Linked DNA regions of Homo sapiens: region 2 is linked to region 1. A link is a loop called in an ENCODE intact Hi-C map of the cell type or tissue named here. Cell type or tissue: IMR-90. All regions are shown on one strand.

What was found. A loop is a pair of places that touch in the nucleus more often than their neighbours do. Peaks named below come from ENCODE experiments on the same cell type or tissue, not always from the same donor. Only the 100,000 strongest peaks of a DNase experiment are listed, where the experiment ranks them.
Region 2: it touches region 1 in a loop (2.0-fold over the local background); 24 of 110 quality-filtered maps call a loop at or near these places.

The regions. Positions count from the first base shown.
Region 1 is chr7:36,155,106-36,157,605 of GRCh38, forward strand. It overlaps EEPD1 (endonuclease/exonuclease/phosphatase family domain containing 1), which reads left to right. Exons shown (of 8, transcript NM_030636.3): 2 at 1-97. Among named protein-coding and RNA genes, the nearest start is that of EEPD1, 3.1 kb to the left of the region's middle. In IMR-90, a CTCF peak has its summit at 1,011; no DNase peak of the experiment used is centred here; H3K4me3 peaks cover 1,175 bases; H3K27ac peaks cover 344 bases.
Region 2 is chr7:36,206,594-36,209,093 of GRCh38, forward strand. The region is part of intron 2 of EEPD1 (endonuclease/exonuclease/phosphatase family domain containing 1); the gene reads left to right. Among named protein-coding and RNA genes, the nearest start is that of EEPD1, 55 kb to the left of the region's middle. In IMR-90, a CTCF peak has its summit at 1,365; a DNase peak (open chromatin) is centred at 1,188; H3K27ac peaks cover 2,094 bases.

The DNA.
Region 1 (2,500 bases):
TGAGGCTGGCCACCTGGAACTTGCAGGGCTGTTCCGTGGAGAAGGCCAACAACCCCGGGGTGCGAGAGGTGGTGTGCATGACACTCCTGGAAAACAGGTGAGGACAGGAACCACCATGGGTGTTGGGTGTGAAGGCAACTTGTGCGTGACCTCATCTATGGATGCAAATGAATGGATTCTTTTGCGGGTAGGGAGGGTGCAAGAGTTTTTAATCAATGTTCTTGAAGCCTCAGCCAATACCGTCACCTGAGAATGGGCTGTCCTTCTGCTCCAGAATTTTCTGAATACAGCTGGGCTTGTGACCCATGTCTTGAGTGTGAGATATCTGAGACTGATTCATAATTTTGGGGTAAGCAGAGGTTGTGTTTTTGTTACTGCTTTGGAGGATGCTGGGTCTACACCAAGTCAGGCACTCAGAGCATGGGAACTGGTGCAGTTTCGCATGTGAGAAAGAGCTCATTGGATTTTGTTTATTAATGGGAGGGAAAATCATATTTGTTCCATCAAATATGCCTATTTGTGCACACAAAATCATCTTAAAGGCCAAGTATTTGCAAACACATACAAGTGTCTATATTTACCAAAATGCTATGAATGAATCACTCTCCATTCTTTTTCCTTATTTAACCTGGAGTTGGTTTTCAGCCCTAAAATTGTAGCCCAAAATGTGTGTAACCTTTTCTGTGCCATAGCCAGAAAAAAGCAAGCTGACGTGTGTGTGTGAAAATTGGCCGGATTTTCCCCATTTAAACCAAAGAAAAGAGTCCAGTAGGATAGGCCGTTACCACAGAGCGTTTATGTTATTCACAATACTGCTCTCTGTAGGAATTTCTGTTAGCCTCGTCATAAACAAAAACAATATTATTTTGGCAGTAACTCCTGCTGTTAGTAAAATAGCAAACTGTATAATGTAATCAGGTGTGGGAAAGAAAGAAATATTTGTGATGGTCCCTTCCAGGTCATAAGAGCTGTGATCCTGGACTTGAGGCGTTTTGCCCTGCCACCCACCAGGGGTGCAGTGTTTGTGGCTACTCGTTGATTTCCTTTGCACTGAGTTGTTGGTGAGGCTGGCGGCGGGGGGGCAGCAGTTTGGTGACACGAAGTGAACTCTCAGCGGGAAATCACAGTGCATGATGGCAGATCACCAGGAAAATTAGTGAGGAGAAAAGCAGGTCACAACGTTTCCTTGGCACTGACCCAGTGGCATGCTCTCATCACTGAGAGAGGGACTCCACACTGGGTCAGGGAACTGGACTGGGGAGCCCTTGAATGCTCTCCCTGCACTGCTGTGTCCTCTCTTTTGCAGCCTAACTCACTCCTTCTGCAAAGTCTTCTTGTGCACAGGTGAGAGCTGTACTCGGCACCGGGAGATATTTATAAAGAATGGCTTGATAATTGTTCTCTTTATCCATAGCAGCATGGGCGTGTGAATGGGAAATGAGGAGGGGAGAGGCAGGAAAGACAAAGCTGCTTAATTCCTATTATGCTTTCTAGTGGCTCAATTTGGGAGGGGGGTGATGGATTAGGATCAAAAGTTGGTCCAGTGGGACTGACCAACCAGGCAGCCCCTGCCTATTTATTATGTCAGTGGTTTCTAAAGTGTGGTCCCCCCTGGGGACCAGCAACATCAGCTACTGACTCAGAAACTTTGTTTCTGTGTTTTAACACACCCTCCAGGTGGTTCTGATGCACACTAAAGTTTGAGAACCATTGTACTAGGTGTTAGGCAATCAGCTGTCCCTCTGTCTCTTGGAAGCCCCTTCCTCTGGCAGGGTTAGTGAATTCATGCAGAACTTTCCAGGTCTAGTCGGCCCTCCATACCTGTGGGTTCCACATCCATGGATTCAACCAACTGTAGATGGAAAATATTCAGGAAAAAAAAAAGTTGTGTCTATACTGAACATGTCGAGTTTTTTCTTGTCATTCCCTAAACAATCCAGTATGGTAACTATTTACATAACATTTACATTGTATTAGGCATTCTAAGTAATCTAAAGATGAATTAAAATATACTGGAGGATGTGCATAGGTTATATGTAAATAATATGCCATTTTATATCAGGGACTTGAGCATCATGGATTTTGGTATCACAGGGGCTCCTGGAATCAATCTCTGCAGATACCAAGGTACAACTGTCATTTTTATTTTCCCCTTTGATTGTTTTGATCATCCTTATAATTATTCAACCTTGTGATATTCTTTCTGACCAAGCGTTGAGGAGCTTATTCATCTTCTAGGACCTATGAATGTGAAGGGTAGAGAATAGGAGAGTGAGCAAAGACGGCTGGCCTCAGCGCTGGCTCCACCCTGCAGCCCACTGAGCAGGAGACCTCACGACTCTTGTCCAGTGTGAAGGTTGTCCTGTTTTTTTCTTCTTTGGGTTTCCTAGAGAGATGATGATTTGCTGAAGACATTGAACTACTGTCGTCAGGCAAGAGTACAGGAAAAGTTTACCCAAACCCACCAGGGTGTAGAAGGGATCACCTGTAAGTGACTGGG
Region 2 (2,500 bases), 51 kb after region 1:
ATGAAATCCTTGCATCTCATGTAGAGTCCTCCTAATATTCATCTGCCATTAAAAACAAAAGCATTACACCTTCATAAGTTATAGGTAATAAGAATTATTTACATTTTCACAGGCCCTTCCAGTTACAGGACACTTTGGTATGTTTTCCTGTGCACCTAAAAACTCTATGAGGAGGCTGAGCACAGTGGCTCATGCCTATAATCCCAGCACTTTGGGAGGCTGAGGCAGTCGAATCAGCTGAGGCCAGCAGTTTGAGACCAGCCAGGCCAACATGGTGAAACACCGTCTCTACCAAAAATATAAACATTAGCCAGGTGTGGTGGCGTGCACCTGTAATCCCAGCTATTCGGGAGGCTGAGGCAGAAGAATTGCTTGAACCTGGGAAGTGGAGGTTGCAGTGAGCTGAGATCGTGCCACTGTACTCCAGCCTGGGCAACAGAGTGAGACTCTGTCTCAAAAACAAAAACAAAAACAACAACAAAAAAAACTCTATGAGGGAGGCAGGCAGATATCATTCTTTTGGCAAAAATTTATTGAGGGTCTGCCAGGTGCTAGGCCCTAATTTGCATACAACTCCTGCATTCCTAGAGTTTGGATTCTAGTGGAAGAGGAAAACAAATCATGATGTCAGCGTGGTTCGAATGGTAGTGGGAATATGAGTGCAGCTCGGCAACACATGAGAAACCTTTAATCTGCCCATGATATCAGGGGATGTTCTTCAAAGGAGGGATATTTGATTAGAAAAATACAGAATGAGGAGCTCTGTGCTGGGCAGATAAGTGAGGGTGGAAGGAGCACTGCACGTTCTGAACATAGTCCATTTGGGGCAGAACTTCTGACCCTGGTATGTCCATTTTAGACCCCAGACAGGTTAGGCCACCTACTTGAAATCCTACCACGTGTTCACAGGAGATGGGGCTGGAACCCAGGAGTTTGAGCTGGTCAGTCCTCAAGCAACAATTCATCTTGAAAAGGTGGTTCTTTATGCAAGGTCTTTAGGACGGGGATAAGCGTGGGAAGGGTTCCAGCCCTAGAACCTGCTCGATCAGGTGACCTCAATTCCAGGGTCCTTTCCTGCGTGCAGCTACCATTTTTGGTTTTGAAATCTGCAGAATATTTTGAATACAATTCTGCTGTGTCATCATGCTAAAGTTCAGTAAGGATGTGTGCTTGAAGTCTGTTTATAAAGTGTTTCTACTTTAGTAATCCTCGAGTCTTAGAAGAAGAGTCACCATTTCCTGGAGATTTTGAACCCCAGGTGAACTGGCTGCTTGTCTGGAATCTCAGTGCAGGAGTTTTTTTTTTTTTTTTTTTTTTTAACCTAGACAGGGAGCCAGTCTCTTGCCTTTGTTCACACAGGCCATTGGCCACCACTAGGGCAGAACAGAGACAGTGCCAGTCTGAAGCCTGCGGCCCTCCAGGAACGGTGCCTCCTCTGTACTCAGCAGTTTTTATTTTTATCTCATCAGCGTGTTCCTCCTTTTGAAGTGTGAATCCTAGTGACCCAAATGAGCTGTCTGCCTGGGCCTGGGCCAACAGGACCAGGTTACTTGAGTTCAGTGGAGACCCTGGGCTGCGGTGGCAGGGATGCTGGTTCCTGTGTGACTGGATGGGGGTGGGGTAGGCAGGCTTACTGGGGCCAGAGGCACAGGCAGCCTGCTCAACTGACAAATTTTCAAACCAGGAGGACTTCATGCTAAAAATAAACTGGATCCTGTATTCCCCCTCCCTCATTTGCTTCACAGCAGCCCTTTACAAAGAGTAAGCAGCATTTGCACAGTTTAGATGTTAACATTTAGAAGTGCAGAATTAAGCATGTGTACCTCACAGTGTTTGGCTGTGGATGCAATTCAGGCCCAGTGGCTTTGACAGTTGTCTCCATGCTGATGCATTGGAACAGTGTGGTGGAGAGTGGTTTAATACTCAGTGGTTGGGCATTGGGGGTGTGCTGTGTCACTGGAATTGAGTGGTCAGCAGTGGTGCCTGATGCTGGAGGCAGGGAGTCTGGTAGAGTTTGAGAAACAGGAAGGCAGATGGGCCCCCTATCCCTCTGTTGGCTGATGCCTGAGACACACTTGGTTTAGAGGGAAGAGAAAGAATACTTGTGGGTCCTCTATGCTGTAACAGGAACTGTACTAAGTACTTTTCCTGTGTATTCCTGTGAGTTCCACACAACTAAGCATATCCTCATTAGAGGCAGTGATGCTTCAAGGGTGGTTCCCAGACAGCAGCATCTGCGTCACCTGGGAACTTGTTAGGAATGCAGATTCTCAGGCCCTGCCCATGGTCTATGAAATGAGGATTCAAACGGGGTCCAGCAGTCTGTGGTTTAACAAGCTCCTGGGTGATCCCCGTGCACGCTAAAGCTTGGGAACCTCTCCTGGAGAGGTAGAGCGCAGACCTGGAGCTAGACTGGTCTCAGGCCTCAGGTGTTTGGCCTTCGACAAGTTGTGCAACCATTTCTGTGCCTCAGTGTTCTCATCTATGAAGTGGGGGTAAT